2 separate regions of the Homo sapiens genome follow, and region 2 is linked to region 1. Evidence: read pairs that join two places in POLR2A ChIA-PET (ENCODE). Cell type or tissue: MCF 10A. All regions are shown on one strand. Links, peaks and the distances in the headings refer to the core of each region. The heading gives the core; the rest is flanking DNA.

What was found. Peaks named below come from ENCODE experiments on the same cell type or tissue, not always from the same donor. Only the 100,000 strongest peaks of a DNase experiment are listed, where the experiment ranks them.
Region 2: POLR2A ChIA-PET joins it to region 1 with 6 read pairs; 5 of 35 experiments call an interaction of 5 or more read pairs at or near these places.

The regions. Positions count from the first base shown.
Region 1 is chr13:27,009,986-27,015,368 of GRCh38, forward strand. No RefSeq gene overlaps it. Among named protein-coding and RNA genes, the nearest start is that of USP12-AS1, 110 kb to the right of the region's middle. In MCF 10A, for the core only: no CTCF peak of the experiment used is centred there; a DNase peak (open chromatin) is centred at 3,006.
Region 2 is chr13:27,228,453-27,233,835 of GRCh38, forward strand. No RefSeq gene overlaps it. Among named protein-coding and RNA genes, the nearest start is that of LINC00412, 6.1 kb to the right of the region's middle. In MCF 10A, for the core only: no CTCF peak of the experiment used is centred there; no DNase peak of the experiment used is centred there.

The DNA.
Region 1 (5,383 bases), core at 96-5,095:
CCTAGGTGAGGAACAATATTACACTTACTATACAAAATCGCTGACATTCAGCCATCTTTGACATACAAAAATAGTAATCTTTGTAGTAATGTTTCAACCTAAAACAAGAAACCAAGGCCCAGATTCTAAGCATGCTCCTTACCACAGTCATGTCACTATGTCTAGCTCTTTCAGTGGATGGAGCTAGGAAATACAAGTTTTCTATTTTTATTTATTTTTGAGATAGAGTCTCACTCTGTTGCCCAGGCTGAAGTGCAGTGGTGTGATCTCGGCTCACTTCAACCTCCACCTCCTGGGTTGAGTGATTCTCATGCCTCAGTCTCCCAAGTAGCTGGGACTATAGGCCACTACACCTGGCTAATTTTTTAATTTTTTGTAGAGCCAGGATCTCACTGTGTTGTCCAGGCTGGTCTTGAACTCCTGAACTCAAGTGATCCACCAGCCTTGGTCTCCCAAAGTGCTGGGATTATAGGTATGAGCCACTGCGACCAGCTGGAAATACGTTTGTTTTTTTTTTTAAATCATGCTTGACATCAGTATTATCAACTCAACATGAGAGGTTTGTTTTCTTCTTTAATGTTATATTTATATCTCGCTTTTCTTACCTTGAAAACCCTGGTTCATATTATATCAACAAATTTACCTATTTATTTTATCTTACAATATACGTTCATCTCAAAATTACTATAATATTACTACAATTAATAAAACTGAACAGGCCAGGCGCGGTGGCTCACACCTGTAATGGTAATCCTAGCACTTTGGGAGGCTGAGGCGGGTGGATCATGAGGTCAGGAGATCGAGACCATCCCGGCTAACATGGTGAAACACCATCTCTACTAAAAATACAAAAAATTATCCAGGCGTGGTGGCAGACGCCTGTAGTCCCAGCTACTCGGGAGGCTGAGGCAGGAGAATGGCATGAACACGGGAGGCAGAGCTTGCAGTAAGCCGAGATCACGCCACTGCACCCCAGCCTGGGCGACAGAGCAAGACTCCATCTCAAAAAAAAAAAAAAAAAAAAACTGAACAAGATTAAAAATTTCTTTGCTGTTATTTTTGATCTTAGGATATATCCCACAGTCGCGGTTTTTGTTTTGTTTTGTTTTGCTCAAAGTCACTTGAAATAAATCTTTTTATCTGTGCAGTTATGTTTGTAGCTGGATTTGGAGGTGGGAGAGGAATTCTACATACTCACTCTGAAATTTATATGAAAGAATAAGGGTGTGCAAGTAGCAAGTTACATTTGAAAACGAAGAGAGAGACAGAGAGCATATTAATATATCAGATTTTCCAGTTACCGTTACTGTGTAAAGAATTACCCAAAGGCTTTCCTGTGTGAAATACAAGGTGGAAAAGTTCAGTTTTATTCATCAATGGCTTATGATAAAGACATGTCTGATAGGCAGACAAGTCAGCTTGTTTGTTTCAAAGGGTAGATAGGAGATAATTATTTTATCATATGAAATGTTGGAGGGGAAGTGATAGGAAAGTTTGCCTTATCACACAATCCTCCTAACAATTTGATGAGGTAGGTACATTTATCTCTAGTTTACAGAAGGAGAAACTGGGAGAGATTAAGGACCTTGATCACAATTCAGACTCTTGGCCTGGCTGATTCCAGTGCCAAATAATGTATATTTTACCCCAAACAAGGCAATCTACATACCTGCATTGACCGTTCAACGCATTGACCTTTCAACCGGCCCCACTCTGCTGTCAGGTGCACTGGGCTGTGAGCTGAACTAGGCATGCTCAGGGGCTAGGCTGTTACCCCTCAGGGCTTCTGTGTCTCTCTAGTCATGCTGTGTACTGGGGTCCACCAGCTTGACAAGCAGCAAGCAGAAATGAATGCACCACGCAGCAAACCCACATTGGTCTCTCTGTAGTTAAAGGACCCAGGAACCCAGAGAACAACCACCTGCACTTGTGCCTGGGAGGAAGGTGGCTGATGAGTGACAAGGTACAGCTGAGCCAGTTTCCCCGGTGGAGAGGAGGACAGGAGTAATCACTGCCCCATCTGGGGGAAATGCAGCATTTCCAGCCATGAGGTACCAGCCTCACTCAGACTTTAAGGCTGAAGGAGAGTGAAGTGAATGGAGGTGGAAACACACTAGAGGAAATTTTGCTTTCTGTCTTCTCTTAGCTGAGAAGGTACTAGCTGCTGGCTTTCCTACTGCAATTGATGTATGACTATACAATGCTTTGACTGAATTTTTTTAATGCACACACCAAACATGTGTTCACTCAATACACATGTATTGTGAGTCTACTCCCTGTTAGTCAAAAGAGAAAAAAACATTACCCGAAACAGTGGTGATGAACTCCCATGTTCATTGCAACCATATTCACAATAGCCAAGATATGGAATCGGCCTATGTTCATGAATGAGTAGGTAAAGGAATTTTTATATACATATAATAGAATACTACTCAGCCATGAAAAAGAATGGAATCCTATCATTTGTGACAAAAAAGATGAACCCAAAGGACACTATGCTAAGTGAAATAAGCCAGACATGGAAAGACAAATACTGCATAATCTCACTTATATGTGGAAACCTTTTTTTTAAAAAAAAATCAAATATATAGAAGCAGAGAGTAGAATGGCGGTTACCAGGAATGGGGGAATCGGCAAGAAGCAGGTCAAAGAATCCTAAGTTATAGCTATGTAGGATGAGTCAGTCTAGAGGTCTAAAGCACAGCGTGAGGACTATGGTTAATTTGCATTGTAGACTGAAAATTTGCAGAGAGAAGATTTTAGGTACTCTTACTACCAACAAAAAAAGGTAACTATGTGATAGATATGTTAATTGCTTGACTGTAATCACTTCAATGTGCATTTTAAACATCATATCGTACAACTTAAATTTATACAATAAAAAGATAGAGGGCAAAAATGGTAAATAAATAGGTGAAAGGCTCCTCAAAATCTTGAAACAGGCTCAAACTCCCCTGTTCCCATCCCTTCCCCACACCTCATGAGTCACTCAGGGCCATGTGGCAAGATTACTAAGCCTAATTAAGTAATGCAGCTGACAAACCATTTCCAAATACAAATGTGACGTACGTGTTCCTAAAAATTCCACACACCACAAAATCACTCGGTAAGCAGCATGGGGCTTCTGGGAGTAAATGGGGTTGGGGGAAAAACTCTAACCATCACCAGCAACATATTAAAAATGAATGAAGACAGTAGCACAGTTTTGCACATGTTACATGGTTAAGAAATACAAAAATACTACAATGCATATGGCACTGTACCTTGAAAAAGGCTGCAGTTTGCTTGTAGAGGTGGGCTGGGAAGCACTGGGGATGGTGTCCCATTGTAAACGGTGGGAGGAGCATGATCTGAACTCATACAGAAAGTTGTAATACCTGCATGGATGGATGGGGCTTATTGCTGTTGGTTTGCGTTGGTGCCGAACATCACAGGGGATCAATCTTTTACACCCTTAAATCCTAGAGCATGCTTTCCTGCCTTTGAGATGTAGGTCCTTTGAGACATGTGTTTATTAAAAAGTTTAAAACGGCCGGGTGTGGTGGCTCACACCTGTAATCTCAGCACTTTGGGAGGCCGAGGCGGGCAGATCACTTGAGGTCAGGAGTTCAAGACCAGCTGGGCCAACATGGTGAAACCCCATCTCTACTAAAAATACAAAAATTAGCCAGGTGTTGTGGCAGGCGCCTGTAATCCCAGCTGCTCAGGAGGCTGAGGCAGGAGAATCGCTTGAACCAGGGAGGCGGAGGTTGCAGTGAGCTGAGATTGTGCCACTGCACTCCAGCCTGGACAAGAGTGAAACTCTGTCTCAAAGAAAAAAAAAAAAAACAAAAGGAAAAGGAAAAGTTGAAAATGTGATCAAATATATAGACATCTTAATTAACTTCTGCATCACTTCTAGAAATTCATTTGGACTTTCTCATCTACACTTATGGCTTTGGAAATTGCAGCAATGCTTAGAACCACTAAACCAGTCATTCCCAGTACTGAGAGGAGTCGGTTCTGTAGGATTTGGCAGCTTCCATTTAAGGTCTTCACATAGAGATAATGCTTTCTTCATTAAACTCATTGTTTGGCATTTTGAACTAGGAGGATTAGATGTGTTTGGGATATTGAATGACTGGGTTTTTAATATAGAAAAGCTCATATTTGCAAAAGCATAGCAAAACATAGCCTTCCGGGATAATGCACGAGGTGAACCGAGGTAGCTGGTAAATGTTTGAGGTGTGCATTGTGCGCGTGTCTTAGCACATCAGAGCCTAATGCCAGGGAGTTGACAGGAGCTTGAAAAATGCTCCTTAATATAAAAAGAACACGATAAAAATATTGAAGACTGCATTACTGGTATCTGGATTCCATTCTTTTCCATGAAACTAAAGATTCTTCTAAAGTCATATTCAATTGCAGCCCTAATAGTTACCACCTCAACAATGCTAGGATGTCAAGACAAAATCGCAGTGGCTCCAGATAAAAACCACCCGCCCAGGATGGAATACAGCATTTGGGAAATGCTGGCTGGTTTGTGCGGTAGCCACACATAGAGGCTGAGAGCTCCATCATCCACCACCACACCGCGGGCGCACAGATGGCGGCCACGCTCCCAGCTTTTCTCTCACAGCTTTCTTGCGCCAAGGACAGCACCTGCTGCCCTCAGAGTGCACCAGGCCAGAGTGCAAGGCTGCCGACCTCTTCTTCCATGAGGAGCCTTCCTCGCTGACTCACTTCCCATAACCAGCCCCTCTCATAAGAAAGCACTTCCAAACGGCCATTTGAATTAGGGCAGTTCTACACACTGCCCATTTGAGGATAGAGAAAAAAGTCAGTGTGGATGGATTGGTCTCCAGAGTCCCATGATGGTCACAGCAGCAAGGAGGGCAACAGAGAGGAAGACAGAGCAAGAGGGAGAGTAGCACTGCCCTAGGGAGAGAGTCGGAGACATCGGGAGAGGGCAGAGAGGGAGAACCCACGCGCACCGAGTGCGCTCTGCATGCTGGCCCGCTCCCCTCCCAGCACTGGGAGCCTCCCCCACGGGCCCTGCGCCCTGGCCGGGAAAGCCTGGGAAACACAAGTGAGGGGATTGGGCAGATGAGGGACGGATTCCAGGACCTCAGCAAAGTGGGCTAGGCCCGAACTGTGTGTGGGAGTCTCCTTCCTACCCCAGGCCCCCCAGCGAGGCTCCACAGAGAGGGGACTTGAGGAGGTGGAAACAAGGTGGGCCCTTCCTCACCTCCGCCACTCTGCTCCCCAATTTCAGAATTCACAGATCTGCCGCTTTGGGCGGCCTGGGGGCCGTCAGTACGAAATCCCCCTGGGTGCCCCCGCCAGCTCCAGGACCTGCTGGAAGGAGCCAGGGGGAGCCTGCGGGAAGAGGCCCAAACAGAGC
Region 2 (5,383 bases), core at 77-5,076, 220 kb after region 1:
TTCACTTCTTTTTACTGTCAAATAGTATTCTATTGTATAGATATATCACATTTTGTTTATCCATTCACCAACTGATGGACATGTGAGTTGTTTCCACTTTTTTACTTTTGTGAATATTGCTGCTCTGCATATTCACATAAAAATCTTTGTGTGAAAATGTTTTCATTTATATTTGATGGATACCTATGAGTAGAACAGCTGGGTCACACGGTAACTCTTATGTTTAACCTTCTGAGAAACTCTCAAACTATTTTCCAAACTGGCTGCACCATTTTACATTCTTACCAGCAACATGAGGGTTCTAGTTTCTCCACATCCTTGCTGACACTTGTTATTATATCTTTTTTATTACAGCCACTACAGTGAGTATAAAGTGGTATCTCATTGTGGTTTTGATTTGTATATCCTTGGCAACTAAGAACATTAGTCATCTTTTCATGTGCTTATTGGCGATTTACGTATCTTCTTTTTAGAAATATCTATTCAAGTCCTCTGCCCATTAAAACAATTAAGTTGTTAAGAGTTCTTTATATATTCTGGATATAAGTCTCTTAGTGGATATATGATTTATAAATATTTCTCTCATTCTGTGGGTTATCTTTCACTTTCTTGTGGTTTTTGAAATTCAAAAGTCCAATTTATTATTTTTTTTTACCAATGTGCTTTTGTTATCATTTATAAGAAATCATTGCCTAACTTAAGACCACAGATTTACACGCCATGTCTTATTCTAATGTTTACAGTTGTATCTCTTAAATTTAGGTGTGCGATGCATTTTGAGTTGATTTTTGTGTATGGTATGAGGCTGAAGGCCAATTTCACGTTTTTTTTTTTTTTTGCATATGGATGTCTAACTGTCCCAGCACCATTTTTGAAAAGACTCTCTCCGATTGAATTTTGACATCTTTGTCAAAAATCAATCGACTGTAATGAAAGGGTTTATTTCTGGGTTCTCAATTTTATTTCACTGGTCTATAGTTTATCCTTATGCCAATACTACACTGTATTGATTACCATAGGTTTGCATTACATTTTGAAGTGAGGGTGTGTCTAAGTTCTCAAACTATAGTCAATTTTTCAAGATTATTTTGGGCTATTCTGGGATCTTTTCATTTCCTAAGAATTTTAGTTTATCAATTTATGCCCAGCCAGGTGTGGTGGCTCTGTAGTCCCAGCACTTTGGGAGGCTGAGGCAGGTGGATCGCTTGAGCTTGGGAGTTTGACACCACCCTGTCCAACATGGCAAAACCCCATCTCTACAAAAAATACAAAAATGAGCCAGGTGTGGTGGCGCATGCCTATAGCCCCAGCTACTTGTGGGGACTGAGGCAGGAGGATCACTTAAGCCTTGGAGGCAGAGATTGCAGTGAGCCAAGACTGGGGCACTGCACTCCAGCCTGGGTAACAAAGCCAGGTGCTGTCTCAAAAAAAAAAAAAAAAAGTCCCCAAAAAAGTCAGCAGAGATTTTGATAGGATTTGCATTAAATACGCAAACCAATTTGGGGGATTTTTGCCATCTTACCAATATTAAGTCTTTCACTCTACAAATATACTATGTTCTTTCATTTATTTAGGTCTTCTTTAATTTCTTTCAGCAATGTTTCTTAAGAGTAGAAGCATTGCGCTTTTGCTAAATTTGTTCCTAAGTATTGCATACTTTTTTGATGCTACTGTGAATGGAATGTTTTTCTTATTGTTAGGGTTTTTTTTGTTTTTGTTTTTTTTGTTTTAGATGGAAACTTGCTCTGCCGCCCAGGATGGAGTGCAGTAGTGTGATCTCGGTTCACTGCAACCTCCACCTCCCGGATTCAAGCAGTTCTCCTGCCTCAGCCTTCTGAGCGGCTGGGATTACAGGCGCATGCCACCACGCCTGGCTAATTTTTTTTTTGTATTTTTAGTAGAGATTGGGTTTCACCAAGTTGGCCAGGCTGGACCTGACTTCCTGACCTCATGATCTGCCTGCTTTGGCCTCCCAAAGTGCTGAGATTACAGGTGTGAGCAATTGTGCCCGACCAAGTTTCAAAGTATTAAATGCTGGTATACAGAAATACATTTGACTTTCGTATATTGATTTTGTATCCTGTGACTTGGACGAACTTATTAGTTCTTGTAGTTTTATAGTAAACTGTGCATAATTTTTTTTTCTTTTTCTTTTTTGCTGAGATGGAGTCTCACTCTGTTGCCCAGGCTGGAGTGCAGTGGCACAATCTCCGCTCACTGCAAGCTCTGCCTCCTGGATTCATGCCATTCTCCTGCCTCAGCCTCCTGAGTAGCTGGGACTACAGGCGCCCATCACCACGACTGGCTAATTTTTTTCTTTTTTTTGTATTTTTAGTAGAGACAGGGTTTCACGGTGTTAGCCAGGATTGTCTTGATCTCCTGACCTCGTGATCCACCCGCCTCAGCCTCCCAAAGTGCTGGGATTACAGGCGTGAGCCACTGCACCCAGCCGAACTGTGCATAATTTTCTACATACAAAGTCACGTCATCTGGAAATGAAGAATTTTGTAACTGCCTCCACCCAATGGGTTATTCCTGCCTGCTGCACAATAAAGACCACAGCAGTGCAGTAAAGAAAGAGTTTAACTGACACAAGGCCAGCCATACCTTGTGGGTATGAGTTATTACTCAAATCAATCTCCCCCAAAATTTGGAGATTGGGGTTTTTAAGGATAATTTGGTGGGTAGGGGGTCAGAAAGTAGGAAGTGCTGATTGGGTCGAAGATGAAATCACAGGGAGTCAAAGCTGTCTTCTTGTGCTGAATCAGTTCCTGGGTGGGGACAAGACCAGGCAAACTAATTTACCAATCTGGGTGATGCACTGGAATGCAGGGTCTGCAAAATACCTCAAGCACTGATCTCAGGTTTTACAACAGTGACTCCTAAATCATAATTTCTAATCTTGTGGCTAATTTGTTAGTCCTGCAAAGGCAGTCTACTCTCCAGGCAAGAAGGGGGTTTGTTTTGGGAAGGGGCTGTTATTGTCTTTATTTCAAAGTTAAACTATAAACTAAGTTCCTTCTAAAGTTAGTTCAGCCTACAGGAATGAGCAAGGACAGCTCTTGCAGGTTAGAAGCAAGATGGAGTCGGTTAAGTCAGATCTCTTTCACTGTAATAATTTTCTCAGTTACAATTTTTGCAAAGGTGGATTTCGGTTTTACTTCCTACTTTTCTAGATGCCTTTATGTTTTCTTGCCTCAACAACCTGGATAGAACCTCCAGGATAATGTCGAATAGATGCGGTAAGAGTAAGCATCTTATTTCTGATTTTAAGAGACAATCATTTAGTCTTTCACTATTAAGTAGGATGTTAGCTATAAAATTTTTCTAGATGCTCTTTATCATGTTGAAGAAATTCTTTTCTATTCCTAGTTTGTTGAGGTTTTTAAAAAATCAATAGGCATTGAATTTTTGAAATGCTTTTTTGAAAATGAGCATGTCTAATGAGGATGTGTTTGTCTTTCATTAATAAAATGTATTATAGTAACTGATTTTCAGATATTAAACCAGCCTTGCATTCTCAAGATAAGTCTTATTTAGTCAAACTGTATAATCGTATTTATACGTTGCTGGATTTGGTTTGCTAGTATTTTCTTAAGGGTTTCTTGGCATCTTAACATATGGGGAATATTGGTATGTAGTTTTTTTGTAATGTCTTTGTCCAGTTTTGGCATCAGGTAATACTGCCTCATAGAATCAAGTGGGAAGCTTTCTTTCCTCTATATTCTGGAAGAGTTTGTGAAAGATTTGTAAGCAATTTTTGTTAAATGTTGGGTAGAATCCTCCAGTGAAATTTTCTGGGCCTAGGTTTTGCTTTTGGGGAAGATTTTAAATTGTTGATTCAATCTCTTGCTTTAAATTTACTTAGATTTCTATTTCTTCTTTTCAGACAGGGTCTCACTCTATTTCTCAGACTGGAATGCAGTGGTGTGATCACTGCAGCCTTGACCTCCTGGGCTCAAGCAGTCCTCCCACCTCAGCCTTCCAAGTAGCTGGGACAACTAGCTAGCCACCACACCTGGCTAATTTTTGTACTTTTTTCTGTAGAGACAGGTTTTCACCGTGTTGCCCAGGCTGCTCTTGAACTCCTGAGCTCAAGTGATCTGCTTGCCTCAGCCTCCCAAAATGCTGAGATTACAGATGTAAGCCACCGTGTTCACCCTCTATTTCTTCTTGTGTCAGTTTCATTTTATCTTTCTTGGAATTTGCTCATTTCACATGACTAATTTGTTGGCATGCAGTTATTCATAGTATTCTTTTACAATATTTGTAACTTCTGTAAAATTGGTAGTGATGTTCATGCTTTCATTCCTCATTTTAATAATTTAAGTCTTCACTTTTTTCTTGGTCAGTGTCATTAATGTCTGTCAATTTCTTGATCTTTTCAAAAAACTAACTTTTGGTTTTATTGATTTCTATTTTATTTATTTCCTTTCTATTCATTATTTCCTTCTTTATGATTGCTTTGGGTTTGTTCTTCTTTTTCTACTTTCCAAAAGTACAAAGTCAAATTATTGATTTGAGATCTTCTTTTCTAATATAGGAGCTTACAGCTATTCCCTGTACATTGCTTCCACTGTATCCCAGAAATTTCGATACCTTTTTTTCCCTTTTCTTTCTTGAGACAGTTATCACTCTGTTGCCCAGGCTGGAGTGCAGTGGCATGACCATGGCTCACTGCAATCTTGCCCTTTCAGGCTCAAGTGAACTGCCCACCTCAGCCTCCCAAGTAGCTAGGACAATGGGCATGTGCTACCATGCTAGACTAATTTTTTTTTAGATGGGGTCTATGTTTCTAGGTTGGCCTTGAACTCTTGGGCTCAAGTGGTCCTACTGTCTCAGCTTCCCAAAGTGCTGGGATTACAGGTATGAGTCACCATACCAGGCTCTTGTATTTAATTTTCATTCATCTCAAATAATTTTCTAATTTCTATTATTTCTTCTTTTTTAATCAATTGGTAACACAGTGCATCATTTAATTCTCATATATTTGTATTTTCCAAAATATTTCTTATGTTTGTTTGTGGCCTGATAAAATACTTTGTATGGTTTTAAGTCTTTTAAATTTTTTGAGACTTGTTTTATGGCCAAGTATATGGTCTATCCTGGAGAATGTACCATATGCACTTAAGAAGATGTCTAGTCTGCTATTGTTAAAATGTTCTATAGGCGTTAGTTGGGCCAGTTATTTGATAATACAGTTCAAGTGTTCTACATTCTTAATTTTTTGTCTGGGTTTTATCTATTATAGAGAGTGGAATGGCCTACACGGTGGCTCACGCCTATAATCCTAGCACTTTGGGAGGCCGGGGCAAGTGGATCACCTGAGGTCAGGAGTTCAAGATCAGCCTAGCCAACATGGTGAAGCACCATCTCTATTCAA